Regions from separate parts of the Homo sapiens genome. Here all the other regions are linked to region 5. The links are chromatin contacts, found by Hi-C or POLR2A ChIA-PET in ENCODE. All regions are on one chromosome and are shown on one strand. The core of a region is the stretch at or near the end of the contact, and the rest is flanking DNA. Distances in the headings are between cores, read along the strand shown.

Region 1 (3,320 bases), core at 540-3,039, 490 kb before region 5:
TAGATTAACATTACTGTTAGCTGACGGTAGGGTGTGGGGTGCAAGTATAAAAGGAGCTCTTAAGTGTGGGGGATGTTCTGACCCTTAATCTGGGCAGAGGCCTCAAGGGTGTGTTCAGTTTGTGAAAATTCATCAAACCGTATACTTACGTGCATGTCTGCATGTATTTATATTTCAATAAAAGTTATCCTGGAAGGAAAAAGCAATGGGAAGCTTTAAAGTGAATTAATTTGTAATAGGTTACACTATTGAGTGTCTGGTGCAAGGCATTCTTCTATGCTCTTACTATCAGGAAGGTGCTGTCTTATGAAAGAGGAAACCGAGGAACAGTGGTTTATTGAGGTAAAAAGTAGCCATCTACAGATTCCTAGTAGGAGAAATCTCAAATGCTTCTATATACATCTCTAGAGAAACATTACCTACTCAGTTTACAATTTTTCCATCTTTAAAATAGAAGAATTCTAATTCTTAAAACTAGGCCCTGGCATTAAATTGCATGTCTCTTGGCTGGAAGGAAAAAAAAGACATTCTCTAATTTGAACTGGAATAATGAATTTTCTCACTTATGTTAATTTAAAGGTAAACTGAGATCATAGGATGCGTGTTAACTCTGGATAGTTCAAACGCAACCATGATAGGCTTATTTTTATCTTGGAAGTAAATTTTTAAAAGAAAATTTAGGCTGGGTGCGGTAGCTCACGCCTGTAATCCCAGCACTTTGGGAGGCCGAGGAGGGCAGATCACGAGGTCAGGAGTTCGAGATCAGTCTGGCCAACATAGTGAAACCCCATCTCTACTAAAAATACAAAAAATTAGCTGGGCGTGGTGGTGTGAACCTGTAATCCCAGCTACTTGGGAGGCTGAGGCAGGAGAATCACTTGAACCCGGGAGGCGGAGGTCGCAGTGAGCCGAGATTGCGCCATTGCATTCCAGCCCGGGTGACAGAGTGAGACTCCATCTCAAAAAAAAAAAAAAAAATGAAAATTTATCATAGCTTTAAAACTTAAGGTGTGGGAATCAAACTAGCAATGCATTTGAAATTTTTCAGTGTCCCAAATCATATTTCACACAGTTTTGGAAAAAATACATTTTTAAAATGCACTAAACATACTCTTTCCCTTTTCTTTCTTTCTTTTTTTTTTTTTGAGAGAGTCTCACTCTGTTCCCCAGGCTGGAGTGCAGTGGTGTGATCTCGGCTCACTGCAACCTCTGCCTCCCGGGTTCAAGTGATTCTCCTGCCTCAGCTTCCTGAGTAGCTGGTATTACAAGCATGTGTCACCATGCCTGGCTAATTTTTGTATTTTTAGTAGAGATGCAGTTTTACCATGTTGGCTAGGTGATCCTCCTGCCTCAGCCTCCCAAAGTGCTGGGATTATAGGCATGAGACATTGTGCCTGGCCACTAAACGTACTATTTTCTATCAAAATATGACCTTTTCTTTTCTTCATCTCTATTTATTTTACTGAGTGAAGAAACATTCTGCTAAATCTTTCCTGATGGATCCCTGCTCCCCTGTGCCTTTCTTTTGTGCTGCTGTCTTTATTCCCACATTTGTGTCTCTCACGCATGTTATCCTTCCTTGTTTAGTCTTATTGAGCTTTGTGACAATACCTGCATCCACCTTCAACCTCCACCACATCTAGTTGTCTCTGGCTGGCTGGTCAGAACTCAGAGCAGCCGTGGGTGGATCTGCTGCAGTACAGAGAGGCCTGTGGCCATGGCTGGCTGCCCAGAGCCCTGTTCTCTGTCACACCTGATCAGATTTTTGAGATACCACCTCGCCCCAGGGACTGGTTCTGGTTAAAATAAGATGCTCGGGAACACTCTTTCATAGAGAGTGGTTGTCAACGAGGTTGTGCAAGAAGGAGAGTCATCCTGGAAAAGATAAAGGGAAACAACAGGAAATGGAGAAGAAATGTGGTAAGGGATTAGTTCTTATCACAGTTAAACTAGTGCATCTTGCCACTGTATCATCGAAAATATCTCCTGTGACCAGCACTTTACAGGACATCTGCTGGTAACTGCCACTTATTTCACAATCCTGAATTCAAGGGTGCCCATGAGAGAAGAATACAGTATCTGTTGAAATAGACTCCCACATGAAGCCCGTTGTGCTGTCCCCATAATTTTCACTCGAGTCCAAGGCATGCTGACATATTTTAAATGGGAGATCTGTGTGCAACCTCATTCACTGCAGACTGCAGACAAGTCATTCTCCTGCTATGTGGAAATCTCTCATTTCCCTTCCCTACTGTGTCTTTGGTCAACAGTTATAAACTCTCCCTCAGACAGCTGGTTGTGTATTAAAGTCTATTTATAACAGTCAATGGACAACTGATTGTTTATGGGGAGTCGTGGCAATTTTTGCTTAGGAAAGACAATTGGGGCATTTCTTCTGTAGCAGAGCGGGTTCAGCCGCTGGACTCCACAAACATTGCCTCACTTGTCTCCTTACATTCTGTGGACTGAGGTTACCCCAGGTGCTAATGGTGAATTCAAACCCAGCAGACTGCTGGCTGGGTCTTCAGTCAAGGGTCTTGGGGGTTAGACAATAGAAAAAAATGAAACAGTAATACCTTGTGAGGAACAAAAAAATGCAAAAGTACCCATATCTATGAGGAACAGTATACCATACTCAAAATTTTCAGTAGTTTATGAAACTGTAGATTTCCATCCCCCTAACCACAGTTCTGGATTATGGGGTTTTTTGTTTTGTTTTGTTTTTGAGACAGAGCCTTGCTCTGTTGCCCAGGCTGGAGTGCAGTGGTGCAAAGTTGGCTCACTGCAACCTCTGCCTCCCGGGTTCAAGGGACTCTCCTGCCTCAGCCTCCCAAGTAGCTGAGATTACAAGTGTGTGCCATCATGCCCAGCTAATTTTTATATTTTTAGTAGGATGGGGGTTTTGCCATGTTGGCCAGGCTGCTCTGGAACTCCTGACCTCACCTGATTCTCCTGCCTCGCCTCCCAAAGTGCTAGGACTACAGGCATGAACCACCGTGCCTGGATGCCCCCTAACCACAGTTCTAACTAAAATATGATCATATGACAACTTTTTAGCATTGAGAAAACTTCCTATTCTGGTGGGTCTTGAGGTGCTTTTTATTTTTCTTTGTAATTTCAAAACTTTTTTTTCAACTAGGACAAAAACAGACAAAACTCATTTAAATCTCATCATTAATCGATAGTGAAATAAAAATGCTAATGGGAAAAAATGTGGATTTCTAGAAAATGTCTTGCACAATATTTTTCTACTAGCTCTGACTTTAGTAAGATGGTTTTGAACTCTTCCTTAATTTTTGGAAAAATGGAATGGGTGATAT
Region 2 (3,290 bases), core at 696-3,195, 370 kb before region 5:
GGTAATTTATAAAGGAAGGCAGTTTAATTGACTCACAGGTCTGCATGGCTGGGAGGCCTCAGGAACTTACAATCATGGTGGAAGGAGAAGGGGAAGCAAGGCCAGTCTTACATGGCAGCAGGAGAGAGAGAGAGAGAGAGCGCGCACACAGGGGAAACTGCCACTTTTAAACCATCAGATCTCATTAAGAACTCCCTCTGTATCACGAGAACAGCATGCGGGAAACCGCCCCATGACCCAATCACCTCCTACCAGATCCTTCCTTGACATATGAGGATTACAATTTGAGATGAGATTTGGATGGGAACACAGAGCCAAACCATGTCAATGTCTTTAAACTCAAGACTGCAGACTGGAGTGGAATGCCCCTGGAAAGAGTATATGCTGTATGGCTGAGATTCTGAAATGATAAGATTTGTAGACTGGGGAAAATTCTTTAAAATGTTATTTTAATATAGAAGAAGTAGTGTGTGGAGGATGTAGGACTGTGTACAGAATGTAGGACTATAGACATCAAATGAATGACTGACTGAATAAACAAATAGCCCACTACTTGGCTGACAGTTTTTTACTCCCAGCTACATAAAATTTTGTGTTCGGAGTTGTGAGCCACACACAGAATGAATGAGAGTCCCTGCTCTCAAGGAGGCTTAGAGAAGCACGAGAGATAAGACTAAGCCCAGATACTGATAATAAAACAGGGAAATGATAGTGCCAGGGAAGCACAAAGTTCCCCTGTTACTTCAGATGGACTAACAAGAATATACCCAGCTGGAGAGGCTGAAGGTTGAGCTCACCAAGGAAGTGAAAATTTTGAACTTGTCTTTGCATGTATTCATATAGTTATTAACTTGACAACTGATTTAAGCACATACTAAAGACCCTCTTTTAGAGAGGTATCACAGAACACAGCATGTGCAGTTTTTGTCTTTAGGAACTTACTGTCTAGCAAGGGAGAGAGCCACCCCACTGATGACTGCACAAATCATTACTTAATGACAGGAGGGGTAAGTGTTATGAAGGAAAAGCACAAAGGATGTGAGAGTGTATAATAGGGAGACACTATGGAGTCTGCACCAGAGGGATTAGATTTGAATATACTGAGAGAGAGTGGGTAGCAGGGAGACCTTCTAGGTGGAAGGAAGGAGGAATAGAGCTGCACAGTAAAGCAGTCTAAGCTGGGCTGGAAGGGAAGACAGGAAAGGTAGACTAGTACCAGCCCTAGGAGGGCCTCTTCAGACGTCAAGACTCTAAAATTGATTTGTTAGGGAATGGAAAACCACAAAGGTTGAGGTAATCAAGAAGAACACTTGTGACCCAGTTGAGAACAAGGCCACGTGAGAATTACGTAGCTCTTGTTTTTGTACATAAAACCATGCTGGTCCCTGTGAGAGGCAAGACAAGACAAGATCAGCAGGAGAAGGGTTGGACGCATGGTACCTTTCCATGGAAATCCTGTCTGGGGTTCATGACCCAGAGTCTTGGTCTGTTTGCTTGTCTCACAGTGCACAAGAGGCAAGAGCTTAGAAAGCAGATCAGGGAAGAGTGGGGAGGAAGGTATTTGTGCATCCCTGTGGGGGAAAGGTGGGCACTTCCCAGCACAGCCCGGGACAGTGCGAGGAATGGCACAGAGGAACACTCTGCTTTTTGGTTCACAGTATGGCCAGGACAGAAATGAGACCTTTCTCTACATCCTGAGGTTTTATTTTCTTTGTCTTTCTCAGGTGGAGCAGTTAGGTCAGGCCAAGCCTGGCCCTGTTCTGATACAGCTCACCTAGCAGATTTGAAGTTAGACTATTTACAACAAGAAGAAGGCATGCCCTGCCATGGCAAAACCTCACCAGGTCTCCCTGTATGATTCTTGAATGTCTTCTTTAGCAAGGTTACACCTGGCACACAGACCCTATCAGCCACTGACTGCATTCCTTACAAACCCAAACCCATTGGTGGGCAGAGCGGGAAGGTGGCTGGCCACCATCCAGACAGTAAACAATAGAGGCAATTATTATGCAGCCATTAATCTTGTCAATTACACATTAACCCAGGCTGTGTGTAAACAGGAGCACAATCCTCATTCTTTTTCTCTGCCTTTCTCAATGGCTTCCCACCCCACCTCCTCAGAAAATAAAAAGGGACTGCATTCTACCACATTCTCAATATCATCCTTAATTCCACTTTTTCACTTATGGAAACAATCATACCAATCTGGAAATTCCTTTAACCTGTGTATCGATTTTATCTTTTTGTGTGTGTGTGTGATTTCTATTACATATGATACTCTGCTGAGTGCTTGGGAAGCTGATTTTGCTGTTTTCTACAAATCTATGGTTCCTTTTTCACTTTGAACTCCCCAGTTGAAAAGGCTATATTCATATATATTACCTCATGAGGTAATATAATGATTGATAGCACAAATTTATTACATGTTTTGAAGTCGCTTTCTAATATACCTGGATAAGGATCTATTTCCTATTCATCTTCATCTGGGTAGATGCCACCCAAAGACATCCTTGTCCACTTAAAAACCTGTAGCAGTTGGCTTTGTGGTCAAAGGAGATTTTTGTTTTTTAAAGTGAGGAGCAGTTCTGGAAGCAATTAGATCTGGCATTGTTCAGGGCAGATGGTGAAGTGGGCAGAGATTCTCTTCAAAGCCTCTAGCCTTTCATTTTCCTGTGCTCACTCTTCCTTTAGTACACTTGACCTCTCCTTTCCCTCCTCCTCCTCCAAAGCCATCTCTAAGAAATGGCCCACGTCAGTCATTTATCTCTTCCTGGGCATTAAAGAGTCTGGGGAATGCTCATTCCTGCTGTGTTTTCACTGAAAGCCTTATCTTTAATTGTGGAATGAAAGGAATTTCAGGTATTGGATCACAGCTCAAAGTTCAAGTTTTTAACGTTCTATTCACATAGCAGTCAGGAAAAAAAAATCCTTTTTGATTGGAAGGAGGGCAGTTTTCACAGGCCCTCTTCTCAGGCTCTGGTGGTGATCCGTCTCTGTTCTCTCCTCTTTGTGGAGCCATTCTGGAAGACAAGGCTTGAGGTTGGGGTGGGCAGGACAAGTAGCACAGAGATTTCTCAAACGTTGCTGGATAAGGTGTTTGAGACCGATTTCAGTAGAACCCTAATACACATTAGGTAAGATTTCTGAATCAGGAATGTGAGAAAGGTCTGTTGAAACTGGGCATCAATACCCTTTTTCCTTGGGATATGTCAGGGAATTCCCCAAGAGGCTTCAATGTTCAGGGCAGCCCTGCTACCCTATTTTTTGGGTGGTGGGGTGGGAACTTGGAA
Region 3 (3,182 bases), core at 221-2,720, 470 kb before region 5:
ATTTTGCCAACTGTGATATAAATCATGGCCCTAACCTGAATAGATTGGTAAGGGTTTATAGTACAACGGAAGCTATGACCTTGGAAGAACAACCTGTCTCAATGATGGGGGTTATTTATTATCTTTTTTCTTTTGGCTTAAGTTTGTTTCAGTAAAACATTCAAGAATTTTGAGATAAAAGCAGTTAAGAATCCCCAACTGTTCATCATATGAAGCTCAGATGTTCTTGTGTCTTAGTTAAGAGCTACGCTCAGCTTATGAGTCAGAGCAGTTTGTATCTAAGCACAGATCTTCATCCTGACAAATAAACATAAATTGTATTAATCCTGGAAGTTATTCATTAGATATTGATATGATTAACACAAAGTTCCTTTGAAATGAACATTACATTCATCCTACGAAATATGACAAAGATAAACTGCTCAGCGGGATAGCTACTTTGGAGAAACCAATTTTGCCAACCATTCTTCCCCGCCCCTCACCCACCAGCAAAGCTCTATGATTCAAACAGGATTTCCTGTATGCTACCAGAAGCATCCATGACTTTTTTTTTTTCCTTCCAGTACTTCTAAAGTTCCCCATTTTGGCCTTTCAATCTCTTACCCACATTTTTTCCTGGGCCCCCATGTATGGTATCATGCAAGCTGTGCCTTCTGGAAGATTACCTGGCTGAAGGGAAGAGCACAGGCTGACATCTAGCCATGCACTCTTGCATGGGTTTGTGTGTGCTCAGAGGAAGTGGTGCCTTTTTCTAACTTGTACGAAGGTGCTGTATGGGCTGGAAGAGGCCCTGCCCTGTCTTCCTCAATGTCTTTCTTATTCCTTTATCCTTCACCTCCACTTTTCCATTATTTGGACTTCAAATCGCCTCATCACCACCCATCAACTGGTCCCCTTCCTGTAACCCTTCTTGCCCTCTGCCCCTCTCTAGCCACCCCATGGGCCATTCCAAAGGTCTCTCACCCTTGTGTTTCCAAAGAACCTCTCCTAACTTGAATATCTTTTATAGGACATATCCAAATGCATGTTTTTATAGTGTCATTTAAGGCACATGAGATAAAATAAACTTTATTGGTTTGTTGCAGTTTCCTGAGTATTGAAAAAAGGATGAAGACTAGGTTGGGTTGAAACAAAATTATTAAAAGCAAAACAAGAAATGAATGTTTGCTCAGCTGATCATTTCCTATTGAGGGTTCTCTGTGCAATGTGGTCTATGAAGAGTTCACTGTTCAGCTTTAAACAGATTGAAATGATCCGTGGGGGGAAATAACACTAAACCCAAGGACTGTGTGGAAGCGATGCTCAATGCCGGCCCCCAGGCTGCTGTGGAAAGGCCGGCTGTGCAGGCGTACGTGTTCAAGTTGAAGGAAGCCTTTGAAAGCTATCTTTTAAACAGAATGAATGTGAAAAGCTACTGGGGAGGAAGAAAAAGGCAGCACAGAACTGCCACTTGAGCGTTGCTTCCTGTCCATGTGGCTCTAGCTCTTTGCTGACAGTTATTCTTAGGCCTTCTTTGGCTTCAAAGATTTCCTCTTTTCTATTTTTGGTAGCAGAATATGGATTTAGATCTGCATAACCCCTCTTGACTACTAATCTGTGCCCTGAAGTGAGTAGGGCTGTTGTTTTCTGTAGCTATCAGTTCTCTTTCTTTTCAGCACCTCCAAATGATTTTTAATATTAAGGACACAGATTTATGGGAAGGAGTCGTTGAGTTTTCAAACTGATTTGTAGTCTCTTAATTTGCACATGCCTTTCTCCAGCAGGGGCATCTCAGAGATCATCTCAAGTAATGGGGCCTGACTTGTGTGATGAGTGAAAGAATCCAGGTTGGTAAAACAGATGGCCATCGAATGACCAAAAAGTAAGCAAGGAAGATTTGCATTGGAGTGACATGTAATTGATTAAGCACAATTCTATTTTGGAAAGAAATAATTGATGCCTGTGTCCTCCAAAATTAGCTTAATCTATACAAACTGCACCACAAAGCTACAAGCCACCCCAGACTGGAATGCTAAGGACCCAGGCCCTAGCAGAGGAAAACACACTGCCCAAAGCGAAGCGTTTGTAGGGTGTTTCATTTCGTGCCCTCTAATTCTATGTTTTAAATCACTTCTGTTTTTTCTGATCTCATGGCCTGACTTTACTGGACCATTAGTAACAATAACCTTTCACAGATTCTTTTTCATCCAGGTACCTTAATTTTTTTTTTTTTAAAGAAATACTAAACCCTTGAGTCCTCTCATAAAAAATATGGGGCCGCCTACTTGGCTGACTGCAGAACCAGGGATCAGGAATGCTGCCCACCCAGCTCAGCTGCCTTTGCCACGTGGTCTTAATCAGGGTCTCCCTCTGTGGCTTTAAAAGGGTGACAATCTTATTCTTGAGAAGGATTACTGTGGGAATGTATAAACTGAAGCATCAAGGCTTGTCCCATCTTCCCAAGACCACTCAGCCAATTTCTGTCTGCCATAGCATCTGGTTTGACCTTCACAATCCTCTACAAACCATGAGCCCATACTCCATGAATATTCCATGTGTGCCATATTTTATTTTATTTTTATTTTGCAACGAACAAAATGAACAGAAGCATATTGGGAGAGGAACTTTGAGGATTAATCTAGGCACTTTGCAAATGGATGATTGGCAAGAAGAAACTCAAACTAGGTCATATATTGGGTTTCCAACACTGGAAGGTATCTTTTAATATATTTTACATAACGGTTTTAAGCAGCAGGCTGCATTATCTGTTCAGTGTTGACAGTGAGCTAAAAAGCTGCATAATCGAGTGCAAAAGAAAGCCCCCCTAAGTCTTCTCCAGAGCATTTTGACCCTGCTGAATTTTTCAGAGGTTGTTTTAAATGTGTCCCAATGTCAGACTTGTTCAGAAAGAGAGCATTGTATCTCCCAAGAGAATGATAATTTGCTCTTTCTTTTTAAAGTGGAGCAAAATGCTAACTTTTAATAGACGATCTAGACTTTTCTGCACTGAAAAAGTCCTCCTTCAGAATTCCTATGCAAATATTCAAACTCCCGGGTTGGGAAAAGGTTAAAAGGAACTGAAAAAGTCTATAGTGGCTCTTTCTGAGATGCACTCCAACACTTGGCAGGATGAGGTGTTCATAGCAGGTGCTGGATTTGCTATAAATGGACAATTTATAAACAGAGCTGACAACTGGGAAAAC
Region 4 (2,998 bases), core at 310-2,809, 450 kb before region 5:
GGCCCCGAGGAGGAGGCAGATTTCCCTGGAACCTTCTTTTCCCAATTCTGCTTTTTGAGTTTTCCACGTTTCTCCTCTGGAATCCTCATTCCTGCTGCTGGCTAGCTGGGGTGAAAGGTGAGAAAGAGTCACTGATCCCACCAAAGTGTTTGGAATTCATTTTCTCCCAGAGTCATCACTGAGCTGTTGGATGGAACTCCTCGCATGGCATGTGATGCCTCAGGTTCCTTGTCAGCTGCCCACCTCTTAGAGCTCGTTTCTTTGGGAGAAAGTTTCCTAAGAGCTCCAAACAAGCTTGAAAGCAGATTTTGGGAATAGTACCTGTTCAAAAGTTAAGTCCTTCCAATAATGCAGTCAATTATCTAGATTTTTCTAAATGGCCGATGGTCTAATATTAAATGCCATCTATTGGGTTAAAAGGTTTCTGAATGTTTGGGAAGACACAGTGCCATCACCAGAAAATGAAACCAGCCTACTGTAGCACCTAAAATCATAACAAATAAGCAATCTCTTATTTATAGGAGGTGGACTTTGATTGTAGATAGATACAGCTGTTTTGCGAAATAACAGCTGGCTTAGGTTTCTTTAGTGGCTTATACCATCGGTAAATCTTTCCTGATGTGCTTAGTGTTTTCAATTTAATTGGCTGCACTTAAAGCGTCTGAACTTGCAAAAACAATAGAGAAGTACATTAAATGAGTGCAATCAAACACAAATGGCTTAAAGTTACATCAAAATGGAAAATATAGATACATTATTTTATTTAATGTACTGCACTCAGACTGTTAAAGCTTGAAAAGGAATAGTAATTATGTAGTCATTTAAAAAATGTGTTTTCAAAGAAACACATTTAATTGCTTGAGAATGTTTCCATTATAATAAGTGGAAAAAAGCAGATCACAAAACGATATTTTGGAAAATCCCAATTTTGTAAAATAACTATATATATATATATATATATATATATATATATATATATATGCGTGTGTGTGCATACACACACATATGAACATACACAAACATAATGAAAACTTAAAAGACTTGAAAATAATAAAGAAAAATTAAAATATTAACAGTGATCATCCAAATGGTAGAATTAGGTGTGATTTTAATTTTCTCTTTTGTATTTTTCCATATTTTCTATAAGGAGCAACTGTTAATTTTCATATAATGTTTTTAAAAGAAAAAACACAGAAGAAAAGAAAATTAAAATGAACATAACCTAACTTTAAAATCAAAATCCCACTGCAAAGGAAACATTTCTTTCAAGTAAGGAAAGAGATATGCTCCTGAACCAGCAGGAAAAAAGAGAAAGGAAGATTGTAACTGGGTCAAGTACATGTCCAGCTTTCTCTGCAAAGCTCAGGCATTTTTCTTTTTACAACTGCATCCAACCTCTCCAAAGCTGCTTTCTTTTAATCTCTGGAAGGCAAGTTTCTGAACTAATCGCAAGAAGAATCACGTTTACTCCTGGCGAAGGAGTCCGATTGGCATTGCATTGGAGAGGAGCGTTTGTTTCAGGGTTGCTGACTGTACAAGCTGCTTTCTGTGCCGCTGTTCGGTCCGCCTTCCTGAGCTGGGTTGGTGTGGAACTGCTGTTGGCTCTCCTGGCTTTCCCTGGTACACCTACAGACACCTGGAAAACCCAGGTCTAATTCTGTCATGACCCATGGCTGTCATATTAGGAGGATGGGTCTCTCTCCAGCCTGAATGGGCTTCTAAAGCTGACAATTGCTCCACATTAACCAGTTGTCAGGTTCTCCCTTTTTTTTTGTCCTCATATTCTCTGATTCAACTTACTCAGAACCTCAGCTTTCTTCCTGAGATCTAGGACTCCGGCCACATGGTGACAGTGCTCTAAGGTTGCCCCAAATGCTGATCCCCAAAGAGAAATGTTTACGTCTCCTGTCTGGGCATGCCAGCCACACCCAGTGAGGTCGGCCTCTTATGTAAAGGCTGGGTTTGCAGACAAGAGTGTGAAATTGAGACAAAGACAACTTTAAAGTTGAGTTTAGAGGACTGTGTTATGTTCTCTTGGCTTGTTTCTGAGCCAAGATTTTTTTCTTTTTTAAATCAGGGCTTACGAAGTAGCTGGTGAAGTAGCTATAATTATTTCGGTTAAATAATTTCTCCAAAAATAATAATCTCTATCATGGATTCTGTGCTGTAGGCATGAAAGTAACAAATCTTTGTTCCAAAAAGATTTTCAAAAGAGATAATGTGCATAAGCGCTCAGCCTGCACCGCAAGCACTCAGCAAATGTTAACTCCTTGTGGTTGTCTAAAGTCCTAGGGCTGTAAGCTGGGAGCACTGGGCCAGTGTCCCCTATGGTAGAGAACAATTTTCATTATGATATTGGTGCTTTTGTTTCCAAACTAGAAATTTGTCTCAACTCCAGCGCTTTTCTTTCATTCACATTTTGAGCTTTCTACAAAGCACATTTTCTCTTGGAGCAATGGGGGATGGGAAAGGATAGGAGACAAGTTGTGGTACATAGTGATCTCTCATCCTGCTATTTCTGCATTTTTTTTTTAACTTAAAGGAACGAATCAACTATACAACTACCTGGAGAGAATTTCTCTTAATTAAGAGATGGGCTTGGCCGGGCACGGTGGCTCACGCCTGTAATGCCAGCTCCTTGGGAGGCTGAGGTGGGCAGATCATGGGGTCAAGAGATCGAGACCATCCTGGCCAACATGGTGAAACCCCGTCTCTACTAAAAATTCAAAAATTAGCTGGGTGTGGTGACACAAGCCTGTAATCCCAGCTACTCGGGAGGCTGAGGCAGGAGAATCGCTTGAACCAGGGAGTTGGAGGTTGCAGTGAGCTGAGATTGCACCACTGCACTCCAGCCTGGTGACAGAGTGAGACTCCATCTCGAAAAAAAAAAAAAAAGAGAGAGATGGGGCTTAATTAAGAGATCTCCTCTAGATGGCCAGAGGAATGCGGCCAGTGGCCTGATGAGATGGACGTTTTGTTCCAAAAAAACCCTCTTGCC
Region 5 (3,113 bases), core at 222-2,721:
CCAGGGTGAAAGTTAATCCATGAATGTGATAGAGTGTTTTCTCTGAGAAAAGCTAACTTTATGCCTTTAAATCCATGAGTTGTACATGAACATGACATGAGCAAACATGTATTGTTCAATGGTTCCTGGTGGCCACTGTTTTTATTCTGGATTTTTGCTTCATAAAAACGATAAATCTGATGTTACAAGCTTTCTAAGAAAGCTCACATTTTTCCTAAGGCTCAAAATTGAAAGGAAAAAGATGTTGCATGGCTTCATGAGCCACTTAGTACTGCAATTCAACTGTTAAAAATTACAAACAAAAATTTTATTTAATTTCTTGCTTGCCCTTAATAGGAAAGGCATCTTTAAAGGATTGTTGACTATAGTTTCTGGAATGGTTCATACTGGAAGATCCTCTCAGCTAATCAAACACTGCTCCTTTTTCTTTTCACTAGATGCATTGTGGCCTGAACATGAACATACATGAGGCTAAGTAATTTTTTTTTTTTTTTTTGAGACAGGGTCTTGCTCTGTCACTCAGGCTGGAGTGCAGTGGCACAATCATGGCTCACTGCAACCTCAAGGGCTCAAGTGATCTTCCTGCCTCAGCCTCCCTAGTAGCCGGTGTGTGCCACCACACCCAGCCAATTTTTTTGTAGAGATGGGGTCCCACTATGTTGCCCAGACTGGTCTCAAACTCCTGGGCTCAAGTGATCCTCCCACCTCACTCTCCCAAACTGTTGGGATTATAGGCATGAGCCACCAGGCCTGACCAGCAATTTATACCTTCTCTGACTCTTAAACCTGCCCTGGGGCCATTGGTGTACTCATTGTATTTAACAACCAGCTTTCTGGGGTGCTGCAGGGAGAGGGGTAGTCCTGATTTGCAGTAAATGGCCATTTTTGTAGCATAAATACTCCCACCATGGCCAACATCAAGCTACCAACATGACATCACTTAACTAGGGGCAGGGAAGAGATTACACAACTGGCTCTCATGAGCTTGTGTGAGCCACCTCCAGCCCGGATGCCCGTGTGTACCTATAAACCAACCAGAACCACCCACCCACTTAAGCATTGTCTCCAAACTGCCAGTGACTTAAAAAAAGTTCTGTACCCTAGAGAGATAAGGGTTCAGGAAACAGGCTATAGTCCTTGATTTTGGGTGTTCACATGCTTAACTCAGAGAGATGACTGTCCTGTATCCATGATCAACAGAGAGGTTTTTGCTGGGAACAAGAGAAACGGGAAGAGAATAAGTGAAAGAAAAAATAAAATCAGCAAACTGTCTTGAAGTCAAAAGTGCGCTTGTGGTAAAGCATATGAGATCAACCACCTCCTATGTTTTCACAGTTCTGCTCTGCCTGGAGGGAAGTACCAGCTCCAAAGGAGGTCCAGCTGGTCTCCTGTGCGCAGGATTTGCAGGCTGAGGGTTAAAGGCGCTCTAAGCCATGGAGCACCTCTGACCCCCACTGGCTGCTGTCATGCATTGCACCTCAGGGATGGCCAAGGCCCCTCAGTACATTGCCCTTTCCTAAACACAAGTGACCAGTTTCTCCTTTGCTGTATTGTCAGGACTTTCCACCAAGTGCCATCTATTTCTCATCCATCTCCTTTGAAATATTTTCACTCTTTATCTACTTCTCTGGGCTGGTAGATATTTCTAAGTCATTGTATAGTGCATGGATTTTATTTTCATTTTCGTTTGATCAGAAAATGAGTCGAGAAGATATGACATTGTTGCATATGTGGTTGATTTTCATTTCTCTTTTTCTCATCCTTTTGGTGACAAACACCAGGAGCTGCTTCTTTTTGTATAAGAAGTCCTTCAGCACCTATACTGGTCATCATCTGAAGCGCATACTCTCTTGCGGTCCCTTTGATAGAGCAAGAGCACCACCCACAGCAACAAAACATGCCCTGAGTCTCTGGAGGGAGCCTGGACAGTTAATGAAACCCAGGGCCAATGGACCACAAAGCCCAGTCCGTAATCAGAGTGCTGCATCAATTGCGCACACTCAAGTGTCTGATTCCATCGGTTCAGTTTGGTATCTGTATGGCGTCTGTCTATTTGTATGATACCTTGGTAATCTGACTCATGAATTAGACCAGACCAAAGCAACCTGGGGGAAAGGCGGAGTATTTGTGGGTAAGGAACATGCCTTCCAGCCTTGTTCTAAAAACCAAACATTAGTTGTACATTCCAGTTATTCCTCAAAGGAATTATTTTTTTCCAGTACCCTGTATTAAATTAATTTTGATTTTGCACCTAGTCTCACTGCTTTAGATCATAACCTGAGTGTGACTTCCCTTTGCTGAGCAGGAAAAGTCTTGCCTCTCTACATCTCTATGTATCACTTTCAAATACAAAATTCTGGGTTTCTTATTCTAAAGAACTGCTTTCTGCTCTTGTTTCTCATGGCCAGCAGAGGGACTCCAGAGAAACCCTCAGACAGAGCGTGGGATTAGGCCACTTTGTGGTGGTGAAAGTTCCCCCAGCTCTCTAGAGAAGTGACATTTAACCCTAGGGTTTCCCAGCACACATACAAAAGGTTTGAGAAATAGAGCCAGGTCTCTCAGGACCACAGGTAACAATAATCTTTACCTGAGGCTGAGAAGAGCTTTGTAATCACATCCACCCCTGGCAGAGAGAAAGAAAGCAGGTTAGCACTTAAAAAAAAAAAAAAAAAAAAAGAATTGTGAAAACTGAAGGAGAAAACAACCAGAACCGTGGACGCGAGCCATTATTCCTCGTTGACGTCACAGCCCTCCAGAGCTGCAGAGAGGGGATATTTGGGAGACTAGGGACCAACTCAATTTTATTATGTTTTGTTGGCTGATAAACTTCACAAATGTCCTAGTCATCACTGAAATTATTTAGTCACTTGTCACACTTTTCTCCTTTATTTCCCAATGTTATAGACAATGAGCAAATTGTATAGGAAATAAACTGTTTGTTTTGCAACAGATGCTGGAGAGCATGTGGAGAAATAGGAATGCTTTTACACTGTTGGTGGGAGTGTAATTTAGTTCAACCACTGTGGAAGACAGTGTGGTGATTCCTCAAGGATCTAGAACCAGAAATACCATTTGACCCAGTAATCCCGTTACTGGGTATATACCCAAAGGAT
Region 6 (2,918 bases), core at 215-2,714, 400 kb before region 5:
GTATATTCAGTCAGCTGAACCACTCGAAGGGCCTGGTCACACCTGTGTCTTACCTTTGTGCCTCCATTTCTACAAGTACAAAGACATGGAGGAAACAGAAATTTTGCTACCTCCTTTCAGTGTTAAGTTTGAGATATCCTGATAAAAACCTTCAAAAAAGGGACTGAATGTTATTATTATTTTTTAAAGTAAAGACAAGAGGTTTATGTCCTACAGTTCTGGAGTCTGGGAAGTCCAAGGTTGAGGGTCCTGCATCTCTGAATGTGAATTTTTAACAAATGTGTTGGGGCTGGAGGGTTGGGGTGAGTTGGAATGGGGACAGAGCTCTTGAAAGATGCTTATTAAATCTGCAGTCCTTTCTAACAGACTTTTACAGGTAGGAACGCTTTCTTTGAGAAAGATGCACAGAGCTTGTCCTCTTCCCTTGAAAGCCATGGGCAATGAATGATAAAGTAGTTAGTCATCACAGAGCACTGGTGACTTAACTGCTCAAATCAATAAATATTCCCATTTCCATTGACTCATTTAATGGGAAAAGAAGGTCACATGTCAAGAAAGAGGGAGGGGATGGAAGAAAGGAGAGAATGAGTGAGACAGGAATTTTGAAATGTATTAGAACGTGTTTTTTTCTAACATTTTAGTATGAAGATTCCCAAATTACAGGAAAGTTGAAGGAATTAAACAGGGTATACCCATTTACTCACAACTTGGATCCTGCAATTAATATTTTGCTATAATTGCTTTATTACCTCTATTGATCCTCTCAAGAGTAGCAGTCTGTGAGTTTTGATGAAGGCTTACTTGTGTGACCCAGTCCTAACCGGATATAAAATATAACCTTCATCTCAGAAAATTCTTTCTTGCCCCTTCCCAGGTAATCCCTGCTCCTACCTCACAGCCAGAGGCAACCACTATTCTAATTTTTAAAACTGTAGATTAGTTTTGCCTATTTTTGAATTCCATGTTAATAATACCATACAGTATGAGCTCTTTTGTATGTGAAGCTTCTTTCATTTACCATAATATTTTTGAGATACAGTCAGGTTGCTGTGTGTAGCCATTTATTTTTTAAACCACAATAATCTCTATTCATTTTTAGAGAGTCTCAGGTTAAGAGTTTCTTCTAAAAGCAACAGGAAAAATAAGCTGTTGTTTTTTTTTTTTTTTTAAGATAGGGGAGAGAGAGTTGAAAGGAACCTGAGTGAAAGGTACTTTGGCCTCTTAATTTTCATGATAAAGAAGTTGAGGCCCCGTCATTGCTCTGGGGCACGCAGACTGAGCTGAAACTGGAACCCAGGTCTCCTGATTCACGGCTTGAAAGGGTTAGGAAGGCAGCTGAGTAGGGTGGTTGTTTGAGCTGAAGCCATGTGAGAATAGAGAGTTTCGACAGAGCTTTGCTTTAGAGGATGTGAAACTACAGTAACCTCATGTGACAAAAAATCCTCCGAGGCCTTGGTATGGAGCCAGAGGAGGAAGTTTGACATGGCCTCTGGTTACCAGCTCCACCTCTGAACCCACTGGCCCAGGATGACTTATGGTGAGCTCTCTGATTTGCAATAAAACTAGACATGGGACAGAGAAAGCTTTTCTGCACCATGCACAAGGCAGGACAATGCTAAAGGAGGGGGGGGAAAAAAAAACAAGAAAGACACCTTCAGCCACATGGCCTTCCCATAGCAGGGGACCCAGAGCTGAAAATAAAACACCCAGGGAGGAAGGGATGCTGTGGTTACAGACAGAGCCTTTGTCTCCCAAGTGCATGTTCCAATTCAGCCCAGGATGACAATGACCTGGAGGTTCCTGCCTGCCAGCTGTTGGCTGGCCTTTGTGAAAGTCCCCGAGCTCCAGGCCAATGCTTAGCGGGCAGGTATCCATATCGTGAAGCCAATTGGCACTGCTGGTACCTTTGTTGATGATGTGAGCACAGCCACTGGGAACCAAGGCTGCTGGTGCACTCTTGCTACCAGCTGGCAGGTGCAAACCCATGGGCAGGTGCCCTGGGGAGAGACGGTTCATGCTGCCATGGTAACCGATAAAAAAAAGGAGGTTTCTTCAAGGTCAGTTTGCCCTTTTTTCTGCTAGAGGATATTGTGAGGAAGAAATGAATTTGTGGCAGCCCTGACTTGTGTGTAAATGTGTCCTTCATCTGTTTTGAATTGACACTTCTAATTGGATCTAATATTAGTGTCACCCACTGGGCAAATCTGGGTATTGGTGGGTCTCCTGGGCTATGTCATTGTGGACAAAGATCAAGTCACCAGAGAAGTCCCAGAAGAGACGTTCCAGTGTAAACCAAGCAGGATTGAACAAAGAATTCCAAAAGTGATTTTGAAAAGGCTGACAGTCAGGTTGGACAGGTTCTTCGGGCTATTCCAGGATGTGAAATTAATGCGGACTGTCTGAGGCGTGTCACCCTAGATGTCCTTTAGCCAAACTGTCCTAGGTGCAAGGAAGAAGGGACCCTTGTCAGCTTGCTTGGTGCCTCACGAGTTTGTCACAATGCATTCATTGTAAAGAAGCAAGCTTTCCTTATCATCATTGTCCTTCTCTCTGTAAACCTTCTGCTCATGCCTTTACCTTGGGCAAATACATTTTCTGGCTTTGATTTAAAAGTTCAGCTTCTTGATATTAATATTTCTGCGCTTCATTCTGATAAAAGTTGTTCTGACTCAGGTCATTGGCTTGGGTGTCAGTAATTTTCCCATTTAGCCTCTCTTGTGTGTTTTTCATATTCTGAGATTTCTGTTGGCAGAAATAACAGCATTGTATTAATTAATTAATTAGTAGCATTGTGTTATTGCAGGGGCTTCATGAACCCCTGGGAGAATTTTACTCTGTTCTGCTTACTGGGATGCTACCAAAATTATTTAGTACCCTGACAATCAGAAATATCATTTTTTTGGATAAACTCTAAGCAA
Region 7 (3,262 bases), core at 464-2,963, 420 kb before region 5:
CACTACTTGAAAAGGGAAGGGAACAAACAGTTTTATTGTGAGTCCACAGAGTATCAAGCCCTGCACTGGGTGTTTTATACACATTATTTAATTTCAACATGAAGGAGAATGATGTAGGGAAAAAGAATTGGGGACCATGTGGGGAGTATAAAAGAAAATGAGCCCTAAAACTGGAGAAAGGGGATGAAAAATGTGGGAGATGCCCTACATTTATCTAGAGGGAATCTTATTTAGGGCATGGGTGGATGGATGGTGTGTATGGAACTGTTTTGTTATGCAGCTGCAGGACAGGCACTTTGCCCTGAGATTTATGTAGAACATTCCCCTTGTTTTCCCACAATGCACTCCTCATAAAGGGGCTTCCTTCCCAGAGCATGTGTAAACTGAGGTCAGAGTGTTGATTAACCATTGAGGTATCCACTTTCAATCCTGTGTTGTGTATGGCAGCGTAGGGGACAAAAAGGAAGATTGCTCATTTATTTATTTGTTTATTTTATTTATTTATTTTTTTGAGACAAGATCTCGCTCTGTCACCCAGGCTGGAGTGCAGTGGCACGATCATGGCTTACTGCAGCCTCAACCTCCTGGGCTCAAGTGATCCTGCTGCCTCAGCTTCCTGAGTGGCTGGGACCACAGGCGTGTGCTACCATGCCTGGCTAATTTTTTTAAGTGTTTTGTAGAGATGGGGGTCTCACTATATTGCCCAAGCTGGTCTCAAACTCCTGGGCTCCACCTCCCAAAGTGTCGGGATTACTGTCATGAGCCACTGTCCCTGGCCTAGTTTTTTCTTTATAGTTTAGATTTTCCCTCTGATAATTCTTCGCTTGCTATTTTTCAAATGTAATGGCAGCCTGGGGACTGGTGGGCGAGCGGTGGGGGTGCAGGATGACTCACCCAGGAGTCAAACCGAAGATCTCAGAATGTCTCTCTTATTTGTACTCTGATAAAGGCAAGTTCAGTTCATATTTATGAGAGAGTACCATAATAAAAGCAAACAAACAAAACAACAACAACAACAAAAAAAAACAAACAAAAAAACTCCCCAAAGCCAAAAAAACATTAAATCAACCTTTAAGTTCCGGTGTGGTGCAGCAGTCCTAATTTACCCTTTGTGATTTCTTTTATGTCTTGCTTCCAAATGGCAATGAACATGTCTTTCCACCACTCTGGGGAGGAAATAAGAAGTTACTCACAAAGACAGGTGGGGCTCAATCTGCAGAGCCAGGACACCTTGGACCTTGGCTGTTACAACCCAAAATACCTTTTTCGTTGTGTTTTAGATCTATACTTGTTTAAAAGTTGTTTTTAACTCATCCTCTGGGGAGCTCGGGTGATGGGGAAATAACTATTTCAACAGTTTGACCCTCTCGCATGCCCATCTTGGGAACCAGACGGCTGGGCTTGGCCAAGAATAAATGGAACTTGAGTTTCAAAACCTTCCTACCCAGTAAAGTTTCAAATTTGTAGCCTTTGAAGACAGAGAAGATGTGAAATGTAGCAAACTGCGTTGGACATTAACCAACAATTGTTTGGAGAATTCTCTTGCTTTTTTGGACAAGAAACCCTTGACAGCCATGATTTTAAAAATCCTTCTTTATAATCTTCTGGGTAACTGGGACTGTACGACCTCTGAAACCCTCTTATCTGCCTAAACATTCTTTGATCCACCCACCTTAAGCAGAACAGGAAAAGGTTTTGTTTGGTTTTGTTTTTAGGCGTTGTCGCACCCTAATGGAAACTTTTTAGGTTGTGTATTAGACTGGCCAAATTAAAAACATCTAAATACAACACCTCAAAACGTGTTGTTTATAATTCAGTGTGGAAATGAATAGAAAGTAAATTCAGCTTTGGGTTAAAAAAAGTTTTAACAAAAGTTATCTCAGTTGAGGAAACTCCATTCTGTTAATTTGATGTTCTCGTCCTTTCCAATCTCCTCACTCCCTTTTTGCTGTCGTTTGAAATCATAATCCATTGAAATCAACTAAATCTATTAAAATCTATCAAATCAACTTCTGATAACTGTTAAAATTCTTTTGTCATGTTAGGACTTCAAAAATGGCATCAGTTCAGTTACTTTGCTATTATAACCCCTTTGCGGGTAGGGAGATTAAGAAGTAATATGTAGAACAAAAGAAGAAACCACACAAGAGATGAAGAAAATTAAATTAATTTCCAGCTATGTTGTAATCTTAAGAGAAAGCAAAATGTACCTCCTAAATGAGTATCTATATATTCCATATATATGTATTTACACACACACTCACACACACACTCAATTTCCTTGGAACAGAAAATTATCAAGAGAATTTGAACTTTTAGTCAATTATCATTTCCCCAACATATGGATACCTTGTGATATATTCTTAAATAGAGGTGCTATTAGAATTTTTGGAGCTAAGTTATACTGAAAATATGACCAAACTTTAAAAAATACATAAGAATGAAGGAAATGAAACTGAATACTTACTAGGACTTCTGAAGCCTACTCTGAATTAAAATGAGGTAGAAAAAATAAACTATAGTTGCCAGGTGAGGACTCACATTGTCTCACTTGGAAATGGGGACATGAGCCCTTGGTACAATCATCTTTTTATCACTGGAAGAATTAAAGGACTTCCCACATCAGTTACTCTTTGATTGTTCCAAAACCCAAGTCCAAGTTCCTGTAATGCCTGGCAGTAACTTCTTCTGACCCAAAGTAAAGGTTAGTAGAACATAGCATTTCCAGGCTGTGATGTTAGAGGCACAAATATGACATGCTAATGTTACTTTTTAAACGTTACTCTAAGAAAAGATTTAATCTCTGCACTATTACTTGTGTTACTATCTACTGATGTAAAGAAAGCCATGACTTCTAGATTGGTGGATGGATTTTGGTGACAATCTTGAATTAGAATCTTGGCTTTACTACATTTTCATTTTGTGAACCTAGGCAAGCTAACTTCTCTGAGACATAGTTTCTTGCCTGTAAAATAGGTATAATAATAACCTCTAATGGGGTTTTGTGAGGATGGAGTGAGAAAATAGGTAAATCACCTGCTTAGTAGAGATCATTCCCCCATTGTCCTTTTCTAGGACTCACAGGTTTTTAAATTGCTAACATTAAGGATTCTCACACTTTACCATTGAAACTACTTTTTTAGGTTTCTTGGAAGTGTTTTTGTCTCTCCTGATCTTTAATATCCTTCTTCTATGTGTTTCCTTTTTCATCCCTATTCTTCCCTCCTTGATCTGATATTCACCCCAATACATATTTAAACCT

What was found. A loop is a pair of places that touch in the nucleus more often than their neighbours do. ChIA-PET counts read pairs that join two places held with the same protein, here RNA polymerase II (POLR2A). Pooled maps may share reads with other maps.
Region 1: a loop to region 5 is called in a map of PC-9, with 8 times the contacts of the local background. The contact joins two enhancer-like sites. A Hi-C loop is called at or near these places in 1 of 168 maps with a recorded cell type or tissue (PC-9) and 3 of 50 pooled maps. POLR2A ChIA-PET finds 5 or more read pairs at or near these places in 2 of 52 experiments (BJ and Panc1).
Region 2: a loop to region 5 is called in a map of PC-9, with 6 times the contacts of the local background. The contact joins two enhancer-like sites. A Hi-C loop is called at or near these places in 6 of 168 maps with a recorded cell type or tissue (Caco-2, Calu3, HepG2 and 3 more) and 5 of 50 pooled maps. POLR2A ChIA-PET finds 5 or more read pairs at or near these places in 2 of 52 experiments (AG04450 and OCI-LY7).
Region 3: a pooled map shows a loop between it and region 5 (4-fold over the local background). The contact joins two enhancer-like sites. A Hi-C loop is called at or near these places in 1 of 168 maps with a recorded cell type or tissue (GM12878), 1 of 37 single-sample maps with no recorded cell type and 4 of 50 pooled maps. POLR2A ChIA-PET finds 5 or more read pairs at or near these places in 1 of 52 experiments (CD4-positive, alpha-beta memory T cell).
Region 4: a loop to region 5 is called in a map of GM12878, with 2.2 times the contacts of the local background. The contact joins two enhancer-like sites. A Hi-C loop is called at or near these places in 2 of 168 maps with a recorded cell type or tissue (GM12878 and heart left ventricle) and 1 of 50 pooled maps. POLR2A ChIA-PET finds 5 or more read pairs at or near these places in 3 of 52 experiments (Panc1, SK-N-SH and WTC11).
Region 6: a map of B cell shows a loop between it and region 5 (12-fold over the local background). The contact joins two enhancer-like sites. A Hi-C loop is called at or near these places in 7 of 168 maps with a recorded cell type or tissue (B cell, CD14-positive monocyte, Caco-2 and 4 more), 14 of 37 single-sample maps with no recorded cell type and 12 of 50 pooled maps. POLR2A ChIA-PET finds 5 or more read pairs at or near these places in 3 of 52 experiments (B cell, CD4-positive, alpha-beta T cell and activated B cell).
Region 7: a loop to region 5 is called in a map of CD4-positive, alpha-beta memory T cell, with 5 times the contacts of the local background. The contact joins two enhancer-like sites. A Hi-C loop is called at or near these places in 9 of 168 maps with a recorded cell type or tissue (B cell, CD4-positive, alpha-beta memory T cell, GM12878 and 5 more), 11 of 37 single-sample maps with no recorded cell type and 15 of 50 pooled maps. POLR2A ChIA-PET finds 5 or more read pairs at or near these places in 3 of 52 experiments (B cell, CD4-positive, alpha-beta T cell and activated B cell).

Annotation. Positions count from the first base shown.
Region 1 is chr5:56,762,725-56,766,044 of GRCh38, reverse strand. No RefSeq gene overlaps it. Among named protein-coding and RNA genes, the nearest start is that of MAP3K1, 51 kb to the left of the region's middle. Within about 2 kb of position 1,789, at least 7 of the 41 ENCODE cell types and tissues checked have a DNase peak (open chromatin) inside an H3K27ac peak, as active enhancers do; they include PC-9, where a contact is called at or near this core.
Region 2 is chr5:56,637,091-56,640,380 of GRCh38, reverse strand. No RefSeq gene overlaps it. Among named protein-coding and RNA genes, the nearest start is that of C5orf67, 32 kb to the right of the region's middle. RefSeq lists enhancers at 2,625-2,919, 2,527-3,096. Within about 2 kb of position 1,945, at least 7 of the 41 ENCODE cell types and tissues checked have a DNase peak (open chromatin) inside an H3K27ac peak, as active enhancers do; they include PC-9, where a contact is called at or near this core.
Region 3 is chr5:56,734,624-56,737,805 of GRCh38, reverse strand. No RefSeq gene overlaps it. Among named protein-coding and RNA genes, the nearest start is that of MAP3K1, 79 kb to the left of the region's middle. RefSeq lists an enhancer at 1,172-1,221. Within about 2 kb of position 1,470, at least 6 of the 41 ENCODE cell types and tissues checked have a DNase peak (open chromatin) inside an H3K27ac peak, as active enhancers do.
Region 4 is chr5:56,716,338-56,719,335 of GRCh38, reverse strand. No RefSeq gene overlaps it. Among named protein-coding and RNA genes, the nearest start is that of MAP3K1, 98 kb to the left of the region's middle. Within about 2 kb of position 1,559, at least 4 of the 41 ENCODE cell types and tissues checked have a DNase peak (open chromatin) inside an H3K27ac peak, as active enhancers do.
Region 5 is chr5:56,269,054-56,272,166 of GRCh38, reverse strand. No RefSeq gene overlaps it. Among named protein-coding and RNA genes, the nearest start is that of ANKRD55, 37 kb to the right of the region's middle. Within about 2 kb of position 1,471, at least 5 of the 41 ENCODE cell types and tissues checked have a DNase peak (open chromatin) inside an H3K27ac peak, as active enhancers do; they include B cell and PC-9, where a contact is called at or near this core.
Region 6 is chr5:56,668,702-56,671,619 of GRCh38, reverse strand. No RefSeq gene overlaps it. Among named protein-coding and RNA genes, the nearest start is that of C5orf67, 64 kb to the right of the region's middle. RefSeq lists an enhancer at 1,125-1,174 and a silencer at 1,124-1,418. Within about 2 kb of position 1,464, at least 15 of the 41 ENCODE cell types and tissues checked have a DNase peak (open chromatin) inside an H3K27ac peak, as active enhancers do; they include B cell, where a contact is called at or near this core.
Region 7 is chr5:56,690,987-56,694,248 of GRCh38, reverse strand. No RefSeq gene overlaps it. Among named protein-coding and RNA genes, the nearest start is that of C5orf67, 86 kb to the right of the region's middle. Within about 2 kb of position 1,713, at least 3 of the 41 ENCODE cell types and tissues checked have a DNase peak (open chromatin) inside an H3K27ac peak, as active enhancers do; they include B cell, where a contact is called at or near this core.